Linked DNA regions of Homo sapiens: region 2 is linked to region 1. Evidence: read pairs that join two places in POLR2A ChIA-PET (ENCODE). Cell type or tissue: HepG2. All regions are shown on one strand. Each heading gives the region's core, and the rest is flanking DNA. Links, peaks and the distances in the headings are about the cores only.

Region 1 (5,363 bases), core at 272-5,271:
GAGCTTGCAGTGAGCTGAGATTGCACCACTGCAGTGCACTCCAGCCTGGGCAACAGAGCGAAACGCTGAGACTCTGTCTAAAAAAAAAAAGAAAAAAAGAAAAGAATACCACCAGTCTTGGGGGGGCTGGAGGCTCCACACTACTTACCTCATTGTAGCCCACAGCCTCGCCTCCCCTTGTTGCCCACAGGTTGAACAAGCTCCTAGGAGAGGCCCTTTCCTAGCTCCCCTAAAGCAAAGAAGGCCCAATTCAAGCATCAGTCTTTCAAGAGTGAGCTTCATTTCTCTATTTCTTTTCTTTTCTTTTTTTTTTTTAGAGACTGAGTCTTGCTCTGTCGCCCAGGCTGGAGTGCAGTGGCACAATCTCAGCTCACTGCAACCTCCGCCTCCTGGGTTCTAGCAATTCTCCTGCCTCAGCCTCCTGAGTAGCTGGGACTACAGGTGCATGCTGCCACGCCTGGCTAATTTTTTGTATTTTAGTAGAGATGGGGTTTCACCATGTGACCCAGGCTGGTCTCGAACTCCTGAGCTCAGGCAGTCCACCCACCTCAGCCTCCCAAAGTCCTAGGATTATAGGCATGAGCCACTGCACTCGGCCTATTTCTTTTTTTCTTTTTTTCTTTTTTTTTTGAAAGTCTTGCTCTATGGCCCAGGCTAGAGTGCAGTGTTGTGATTTTGGCTCACTGCAACCTCTGCCTCCGGGGTTAAGGCGATTCTCATGTCTCAGCCTCCCAAGTAGCTAGGACTACAGGCACGTGCTACCACACCCAGCTAATTTTTGTATTTTTTTTAGTAGAGATGGGGTTTCGCCATCTTGGCTAGGCTGGTTTCGAACTCCTGACCTCAAGTAAGTGATCCTCCCGCCTTGGCCTCCCAAAGCGCTGGGATTTCCTTTTTTTTTTTTTTTTTGAGACGGAGTCTCGCTCTGTCACCCAGGCTGGAGTGCAGTGGTGCCATCTTGGCTCACTGCAACCTCCGCCTCCCAGGTTCAAGCGATTCACCTGCCTCAGCCTCCCAAGTAGCTGGGACTACAGGTGTGTGCCACCACGCCTGGCTCATTTTTTGTATTATTATTATTATTATTATTATTATTATTATTTTGAGATGGAGTCTTGCTCTGTCACCCAGACTGGTGCAGTGGCCCAATCTCAGCTCACTGCAAGCTCCACCTCCTGGGTTCATGCCATTCTCCTGTCTCAGCCTCCCGAGTAGCTGGGACTACAGGTGCCCGCCACCACGCCCGGCTAATTTTTTTGTATTTTTAGTAGAGACGGGGTTTCACCGTTTTAGCCAGGATGGTCTCGATCTCCTGACCTTGTGATCCGCCTGCCTTGGCCTCCCAAAGTGCTGGGATTACAGGCGTGAGCCACCGCGCCTGGCCTGGGATTTCAATATCTTAAAAATCCAAATCCATTGGTGACTCTTTCCCTGTTTTGCTCACCTTCCTCACAACTACCTTGAGGCAAAGTCACTGAGGCCCAGAGAGGGCAAGGGAGTTATTGGTCTGGGTCTTGTGGCTAGTGTGAGGCGTGTTCAGTTCTAAATATGACCCAAACACTTTAGGTTTTATTATTATTATTATTATTATTATTATTATTATTATTATTATTACTACTACTACTATTATTATTTTGAGACAGCGTCTTGCTCTGTCGGCCAGGCTGGAGTGCAGTGGCACCATCTCGGCTCACTGCAACCTCCACTTCCCGGATTCAAGCGATCCTCCTGCCTCAACCTCTGGAGTAGCTGGGATTACAGGCATCCGCCACCACGGCCGGCTAATTTTTGTATTTTTAGTAGAGACAAGGTTTCACCATGTTGGCCAGGCTGGTGTTGAACTCCTGACCTCAGGTGATCCACTCACCTCGGCCTCCCAAAGTGCTGGGATTACAGGCGTGAGCTACCGTGCCCGGCCAGGTTTAATTCTGATGATGAAATTCTGTTCCTGTTGTAGAGCAGCAAAGAATTATTTGAAGCACCTATGGAGAAATGCTGGGTACCATTTCCCTGTGGGGACCCTAGAAGATCTAGAGGAGGTTCGGCAAGAGGTTCAAAGTGGGGGCTCCCATCAGCTGGAGTTCGGGTGCTCCTGCAGGAGGGGCCCTCCTAAGGACAGCCTAGGGCATGGGCAGCATGAAGACCGGGTTGCTGGGGCCCTGGTTAGCCCCACTACCCCCAGTTTTGGTGGCGATTATCCTAGAGTCTCAGTTCGGGTCAGACGAATTGTTCTGTCCATGTCCCTGTGAAGGCTCCGTGTGGCGAGACGCAGGGCCTTGGGCAGGTTCGGGCTGGGGATAGGGAGAGCTCCCAACCTTGGTAGTGGCTCCAGATGCCCCCCAGGTGAGCCCAGCAGAGTGGACTGCCAGGAGCAGCTCTGGGCCGAAGAGGGAGACAGTGTCCGCGGCCTCCCAGGAGGTGGCGCCAGAGGATTAAGTCGCCAGCGGTGGGCGGGGCTGAAGAGTCGGGCTGTGGGCGGGGCTAATAACGCCGCCAGCTCCCGGAAAGCGCTAGCCTCCGGAGGCCGGCCGTGGGTCGAGCTGAGGCCGCTCGGGAGCGGACGAAAATCTCCGGCAGCGCGGGGCCGAGCGGGGCTGTGGGCAGGGCTAAGGCCGTGGGGCCGGCGGGCGGGCGGGGCGAAGCCCGCGAGTAGCCCAACCGCGGGGAGCCAGTCCGAGCGCGGCCGCTAGCTGGTGGTGTAACTAGACTTGTCTTCTCTCCACCACTGCCGCACAGTCCCTGAGGGCATCGGGGCGAGTGTAGCTGCAACTGGGGAGCCTGTGATTCGCCAGTGCCCTTCTCCCTAGGCAAGGGAAGCGAGCAGGCAATAAGAGGGGCGAGTCTGGGGCCCAGGCTTCCGCTACCGAGACCCCAGTCAGCAAACCTTTAATTCAGAGGTGGGGAACCAATAAGGAGCCCTCCTGTGCGTACTCCCTCGCCTTAGCGTTTGCCTGCCTCCAGGCCCCGTGCCCCGCGGAGCCAGCGCGGGACCTGCACACGGTATAGATAGAGCTCAGCGCTTGCAGGGCCTCTCTGTCTCTCCTTCCTCCAGCCAGAGAGCTCCTGAGGGCACCGCCTAAAGGGGGTAGCCTGATAGGGTACTGTGAGATCTGGGAGGGTACTGGATGGAGATGAGGTGCCTCCACTTGTGTGATTGGGTCCCCCTGCTTGGCACTAGAAGCAGACGTGGGATGAGGCTGCTGGCGACTTACTCTTTCCCTGAGTGGGGGTACCCTGAAACCCCAGGAAACACCTTTCCCAAAGCAGTCTTCACAGCTCTAGGCATGCATTGGAACAGCAGGGACATCCAGTTGGGAGCTGGCCAGGGCCAGGGCTGAGGGTGCTGTTGTCTTCTGTCCGCATGGTGTCGCATCCTTAGGCTATAGAGGGCAAAACCAAGTTTGGAGCCTGCCAAAATGGTCCAGAGCTCACGCCAGACCAGCTCCCTTTCTAGGGAATTGGAGCCAGTAGTCTAGGATCACTTCCCACTTCCGTTGCAAAAGGTCTTGAGAGAGGCCGGGCCTAGCGGCTCACGCCTGTAATCCCAGCACTTTGGGAGGCCAAGGCGGGTGGATCACCTGAGGTTAGGAGTTCAAGACCAGCCTGGCCAACATGGTGAAACCCCGTCTCTACTAAAAATGCAAAAACTAGCCAGGTGTGGTGGTGCACACCTGTAGTCCCAGCTACTCGAGAGGCTGGGGCAGAAGAACCGCTTGAACCCGGGAGGTGGAGGTTGCAGTGAGCCGAGATCTCGCCACTGCATTCTAGCCTGGGCGAAACTCTGTCATACAAAAACAAAAACAAAAACAACAAAATCAACGTTCAGTTGGGACTTACTGACATTATAAAACCTAAACAGTTAATTTTCTTCTGCACCGTGGCCTGGCCACAGTACAAACTGGATAATGTCAGTTACTGAGTTACTGGCCGGAAAGTGGCACTTTCAAGCCCCAACTTCAATGCAATCGTTTTTTTTTTTTCTTTTTTTTTTTTTTGAGGCGGAGTCTCGCTCTGTCATCCAGGCTGGAGTGCAGTGGTACAATCTCAGCTCACTGCAACCTCTGCCTTCCAGGGTCAAGAGATTCTTTTGCCTCAGTCTCCCTAGTAGCTGGGATTACAGGTGTGTACCACCACACCCAGCTAGTTTTTTGTATTTTTAGTAGAGATGGGGTTTCGCCATGTTGGCCAGGCTGGTCTCAAACTCCTGACCTCAGGTGATCTGCCCGCCTTGGCCTCCCAAAGTGTTGAGATTACAGGCGTGAGCCACAATGCCCAGCCCAAACAATCTTTTTTTTTTTTTGAGATGGAGTATCGCTCTGTCACCAGGCTGGAGTGCACTCCACAATCTCGGCTCACTGCAACCTCTGCCTCCCAGGTTCAAGCGATTCTCCTGCCTCAGCCTCCCGAGTAGCTGGGGCTACAGGCACGTGCCACCACGCCCAGCTAATTTTTGTATTTTTAGTAGAGAAGGGGATTCACCGTGTTTGCCAGGATGGTCTTGATCTCTTGACTTCATGATCTGCCCACTTCGGCCTCCCAAAGTGCTGGGATTACAGGCATGAGCCACCGCGCTCGGCCCAGCCCGAGCAATCTTAACAATTTCTTACAACAAAATGGCAACTGGTCCGAGGTCCCTTATATCCAAGATTTCATGTATTTACACTCAAAACTTTCCCTCTATCAGTCTTGCTCCCCTCATCAAGTTTTATTGCTAAACGAAAACTCCCAGTCCCCTTTTCACCCCTCCCCTTCAGCCCCTGAAAGGAATTTCAACCCTGCTGAGGAATGTCCACCATATCTCCAGCCCCAGGCTCCCCAAGAGCCGCCAGCACCATTGCCATCTCTCTCATTCCCCTATCCACCTGTCACTCATTCAAAAAACAATCAGGGCTGGGTGCGGTGGCTCATGCCTATAATCCCTGCACTTTGGGAGGCCAAGGCGGGCAGATCACCTGAGGTCAGGAGTTCAAGACCAGCCTGACCAACATGGAGAAACCCCGTCTCTACTAAAAATACAAAATTAGCTGGGCATGGTGGCACATGCCTGTAATCCAAGCAACTTGGGAGGTTGAGGCAGGAGAATCTCTTGAACCCAGGAGGCGGAGGTTGCGGTGAGCCGAGATTGCACCATTGCACTCCAGCCTGAGCAACAAGAGTGAAACTCCATCTCAAAAAAAAAAAAAAAAAAAAAAAAAATCAGACCCCGGCCACCCTTCCCCTTTGCAAAGTAGCTGGGGCAGAAGGCATAGTCAGGGTTCATGTTCCCTTTTCAATCTCAGACATGTCGGAGGTTGAGAGGCTCCTTGGCTCCTTTTCCACTGGCCCATCCCACTTCCAGAAGGAATTTCTTTATATTACTCAGTCAC
Region 2 (5,363 bases), core at 167-5,166, 130 kb after region 1:
TCTCTTTATTTCCCTAGCCTCCTTCTCACCTTCCCACCTTATAGGGTACCTGTGTTCAGATTCTCTCGTGGGTACTTGCCCTCTTAGACCCTAAAGAGCCAGGCCGTGCATAGCTCATTATGGCGATTTCTTTCCTCCTAGGTGTGAAGGCTGGAGCCAGGCCTGGAGGAACCCCAGGGGCTCCCGCCGGCCAGCCAGGTGCCGATGGGGAGAGCGTGTTCTCCAAGATCCTCCCTGGCGGGGCAGCCGAGCAAGCTGGCAAACTGACGGAAGGTATGCACTGCCTGCAACTGGTCTGTGGTGGGTGGCTACTCTGGTACAGGCTGGGTCTGTGAGATGATTCCAGACTCAGTCACCCAGGCAGAGGCCAGCCAGAGAGCCCACCTGCTGATGCCCAGTTGTTCTCCGGGCAATCTCTGCCCCTTGGGCTGAGCTTGCCTTCACTATGCCAAGTGGCCCTGACTGGGAGGGGTCTGGCCCAATTTCCTGATGGCTCTCTCCTCTTTCTTTGTCACAGCTGTCTCTGCTTTTGGCAAAAAATTTTCCTCATTCTGGTGACCATGCCCAGCATGGTGAGTACAAGCAGCCTGTACCTTGCCTCTTCTGGGAAAGGCCCGAGGCACTGGGGGTGGGGGTGGGGCTCTAAGTCCGAAGGGGTCCTCTGGGAGGAGTCCAGTCTTCGGCTGGTTCAGTACCCAGAGCTGCAATGTTCCCTTCTCTGAATGTGGGAGGAGAAAAAGGAGGGACACTGTGCACAGAGCCCCTACCATGGGGCCAACACAGTAGGGGTCCCCAGCAAAGGAGGGGCCAAAGCCAGGGCCAGTGCCCTGGCTTTCAAACCATCTGCCATCCCCTGCAGGGCTCTCACAGCACTGGGCTGGCACTGGGTTGTAGGTAGGCCTCCAGGGATGCAACTCCTCTCCAGCCCTCCTCTAAATGCTCCACAGGCTCTTGAAGAAATGAAGAGAGGTATCATTGCTGTGGAAAAATCTCTGGAGTCAGAGGCCTGGGCGCAGCTCTGGACTCTGCGTATAACAGTGAGTGTCAGGATCAGGGTGAGATGGGCCGGAGGAGGGGTGAAGGGCCAAGGCCTGGCTGATGACAGCTAGCCAGTTCTGACAAGTGTGAACTGGGAAGGGCCTGTTGGGTTTCCTTCAGCTGCGATGGGCCCAGCAGCCCTCTACCCCGCAGAGGCAGGGGCCACAGAGCTGCCTGAGATGGTGCCAGACAAGTCAGGTGGCACCCTTGGAGAAGAGCCCAGCACGGCTAACTGCACCTCACAACTTGAAGTCTATGTGCTGGGCACTGAGTTCAAAGTCATCCTGAAGGACCTGGTAGTCTGTGGCACCTGTAGGGGAACATGCTTCTTCCCTGATGTCTGCTGCTGGTGCCTTTGCTCCAGCCACTTGGAAGAGATTAGAGTCCCCAAACCCCACAGAGTCACATCTGCAGCTCTGGGAATGAAGTCAAAACACTCCTGGCTTCACAGGCTGAGCTTGTGGCCCACAGGATAGAAGAGTGGAAGGAGTAGAGAGGCAGACAGGAAGGGACATAGAGGAAAGGGAGTCTCAGCCCCAGACTAAGTCAGCTCAGGGAGAGGGCAGAAGGGCCTCAGGATGGGAGCCCTCACCCTGTCTGGGCTGCAGTGGCCAAGGCAGGTTGGGACACCACTTCCTGGAGCCTGTCCTGGCCCTGGCCCTGGCCCTGGCCTTGGCCCTGCCTCTGTGGGAGGAGGAGGAAGTGCATCATCCTGGGTGGGAGGAGAATCACCTGGCTGTTGGTACAGCTCTGTGCACAGCCAGGACCACTGACCATCATCCCATAGCCCTCGGACCCTCCTCTTCTCCCTCCTTGCCCCTTCAGGGTGCTTCTCACGGTGCACAAGCATGTATGTGTTATCCATGGCGGGGCCTGGCGGTCAGTGAGCAGGTCACTTCAAGGGAGCCCTGGGGCTGGCAGATGCTGGGCCCGGGCCAGCACTGGTTGTGGGAGGGAAGGAGCTAGGTGTGATACCTCACAGGCTACCTTTCTCTGGAAAAGCAGTGGGGCCCTGGAAAGGCCCAGGCTTCCGTCCATTTATTCAACAAATGTTTGTCAAGCCCCAGGTATGTGCCAGGCACTCTTCCAGGATCTGGGGATATGGCAGAGAACAAAACCAAGTCCCTGCCCTCTGAAGCTGACAATCCATTAAAGGAGATAGAGAATAAATAAGTTTAAAAATAAAATTCAATTAAAAAGGTACTTTCTGAAAGTGATGAGTGTTATAAAGCCAGAGAAGCAGAGCTATGGAAGCAGTGGGGTCTGCTCTAGACAAAGTGCTCAGAGCAGAAGATATGTGAGGGAAGCTTGAGGGAGGAGGACGACTGCGGTGGGATGAAAAAAGGGGAGGGAACAGCACTGACGGATGATCGGATGCTGGGATGGGACCAGGGACAGGGCAAAGGCCAGTATAGCCAGGGCCACAGTGGAGGGGAGAGGTGGTCAGGGGTAAAGTCCAAGGGGGTGGGAGCCAGCTGGGGTGGGTTGTGCAGGCCAAGTAAGGAGCCTGGAATTTATTCTAATTACAGTAGCCATAGTGCAGCCCTTAGCGTTCTTCCTGCCTTCACCCTCCCACAGCGGGCTTCCTGCGGCTTCCCGCTCAGCTGATGTTTCCTTGGAGTTGCCCTGGAACAGATGTGAAATCACAAGTGGTGCTGAAAGTGGGGGAAGGAGGGACAGCCCATGGCCTGGATTCATGACAGTACCTACCTTGGGTTTGGGGCCAGGGTATGGCTCCTGAGCAGGGAAAGGAAGCACAGACACAGCTTTGTTCTGCGTCCTGCCACATGGTGTGGTTGGGCCACTGAGACCACTGACTTTATAGTTAAAGAAATCTCCCTTGAGTTCTAGCATTCGGCTAATGATTGGGTCAAGTGGACAGTGCTGCCGTGAGTATCCCTCTCCTGAAATTCTTTACGGCAATTTCAGAGATGGGCTTGGAGAGGTTTGCCATTTCAAACCAAATCCCTTCTCCATCACTCTTAAGCCAAAAAAAAAAAAAAAAAAGGAACTTTTGTTACATTAAAAGAAGTGTCCCTTCCTGGCTGACCTGATTCTTCTTTCTTGCTGTCCTCTCTGTGACCTCCAACCTGCCCAAGCACCCATCTCCCCAAGCCTGAGTGGCATGGCACCCCGTGGGTGAGGAGGTGGCCGCTAGCACAGGCAGATGGCTGAGAGGAATGTGAGGGTGAGAAGCAGCTATCTACAATTCTTGACAGAATCCTTTCTTTTCTTCTTTCCTTCCTCCCTCCCTCCTTTTCTCTTTCAAGCATCTACAATCTGGCAAACCCTTGGCCCAAAGACTCACCAGGTGGGACGTGGCAGGCAGGCCTCAGTTGAGGACGTGATGTTTTCTCACAGCAGCTGCCTGGGTGAAGCATCTGCTGGACAAGTCGGACCACTGGCCAGGGGACCTTTGATTGTCTTTCCAGAGATGCTGCTCTCTGCAGGGCACCACCTTCAAGGCACAGCCCTTGTTGGGAGGGAGAACCCTCTCCAGAAACCCTGCCACCATGGTGTCTTGCCGTACTTCCCACAGCCGCCTTTTTGCGGCCTGGCCGGCCAGGCTTCCCGTGCGTTATACACAGAGTTTGGGCACACACTGCCCTCCCTCCGAGATGCCAGAAGTTTTTCCACAGCCTTGGAGAGGGGCTTTGACTGAGGGCTGGGGGCCCTGGGCTCCGTTTCCTTCACATTCCAGCTGGCCCGGATCCCTCTGTGGCACAGGGCCCTGCCCGTCACATGCCCTCTGGGTGACATCGGAGCAGACCTCCATGTGGCCAGGGGTTGGGAGAACTTTACAAACATTAGGACCTAACACTGTCTCATCGCTGAAATAAGAGGCCATAGCACCGAAAAGCAGCGTGGGCGCCGGCTGAGGCTTCTCCCAGCCCGTGGGTGGCAGCGTGCTAGCACACTGCCACCATCTCAAAGCCATCCCCCTAGCCATCGTGAGCATCCCAGCGGCACCGCCATTGTCTCAACCAGCCGGCTCCTCGTCTGTACACCTGGGGATTTCTTTTGATTTCAAGAACAGCCTTAATCATTCCAGTTTGATTTACGTGTATACCTCATAAACATTTTTCTTTTGTTTCTCTCTCCCCCTTTCTCTCTTCTCTTGGCTCACTCCCTTGCCTCTCCCCCTCCACCACCACCTTGTGACTGATGGTTTGGTTTCCTCTCTGCTCTGCCCCTGCTCAGCACAGGGAGAATGTTGACTTAGAAGCAATAGGGGGCAGCAGGCCACCAAGAGCACAACCCCAGGGCGAGGTCTGGGGAGGCCTCCCAGCCCGCCTCTGTTTACTGTGCAATTCCAGTCGTTCTTAAGCCATCACCAGTGGGTGTACTCAGAGCAGAGGGGCCAGGACTTCTGCCAGCCAAGGGAAAGGCCCAGAGCCCTGTGCGGGGGAATGTGGCACTGTCTATCCATCCGGTGGACTGGGCAGCATTCCTCCCCAGGGCTCTTCCCTTGGGGGCCTCCTTTCATCTGGGGCACAGCCACAAGTCTCATCTCTAACGTTCTATGCAATGAAATATAAACCCTCAATGACAACTGTTAATATTTAATAAATTCCATGTTATGTATAAGGAGTTAATTGCAAACATGCAATTGAGAAACTGGATAGATACACTCATAAAACCCCCACCCCTCCCCACCCCACCCCTGCTCCCATTGTGTGTGTGAAATTCTCAGTCTGTGGCATGTTTGACCTGTGGCAGGACTCGCTGCTGCCAGGTGAGTCACCGCCTGTCCTGCAGTGGAGCATGCACAGCTCGCAGCCTCTTTGCACGATTTCATCCATTTTAAATGCTTGACCCTCTTGCTTGGAGTTCTTTTTGCCTCAGAACCTCTCCTTCAGGAGCACTTCTAGCTGACTTCTGCACAAGCTAGTGAGGACCTGCCAGAATTGTTGCCTGAGCGTGCCAGGCTGCAGGGCAGGCAGTAAAAGGCCCCCACATACCCTGCAGTTTTCTCTGTCCAGGACAGCAGGTAAAAAGGAATCCCCAGAGCAGACGCAATGGTAGGAGCCTGCACAGGATGTGTGTGTATGGACATTCTGAAGGTTTGCTGTAGGATATCTGTCTGTCTGTCATTTTCCCTTCCTACCCCAACCCTGAGCCAGAGGCATCTGACAGCCCTTTCCCAGAGGGCACCACGCAAGGGCAGAGCTGGGCGGCATCCACAGCCAGAGAGGCAGAGGCAAGAGCAGAGCCAGGCTGTGCCCGAGGGACCCCAGCTCTTGACTGCACCTGTTTCATGCCTCTCCTCTGTGGCTAGGAGGCTCAAAGGACTGTGAGCCAGGAGATCTGGGCTGGAGCTAGGG

The links. Peaks named below come from ENCODE experiments on the same cell type or tissue, not always from the same donor. Only the 100,000 strongest peaks of a DNase experiment are listed, where the experiment ranks them.
Region 2: POLR2A ChIA-PET joins it to region 1 with 34 read pairs; 29 of 35 experiments call an interaction of 5 or more read pairs at or near these places.

What each region holds. Positions count from the first base shown.
Region 1 is chr3:49,537,416-49,542,778 of GRCh38, forward strand. No RefSeq gene overlaps it. Among named protein-coding and RNA genes, the nearest start is that of BSN-DT, 14 kb to the right of the region's middle. RefSeq lists an enhancer at 1-341 and a silencer at 2,548-2,777. In HepG2, for the core only: CTCF peaks have their summits at 2,422 (motif pointing right) and 3,353; DNase peaks (open chromatin) are centred at 2,636 and 3,376; H3K4me3 peaks cover 1,167 bases.
Region 2 is chr3:49,664,282-49,669,644 of GRCh38, forward strand. BSN (bassoon presynaptic cytomatrix protein) reads left to right here. Exons shown (of 12, transcript NM_003458.4): 9 at 142-273; 10 at 518-572; 11 at 948-1,037; 12 at 3,309-5,363. The coding sequence ends at 558. Among named protein-coding and RNA genes, the nearest start is that of APEH, 7.4 kb to the right of the region's middle. RefSeq lists a silencer at 2,315-2,609 and an enhancer at 2,315-2,609. In HepG2, for the core only: a CTCF peak has its summit at 4,275 (motif pointing right); DNase peaks (open chromatin) are centred at 1,710, 2,490 and 4,320.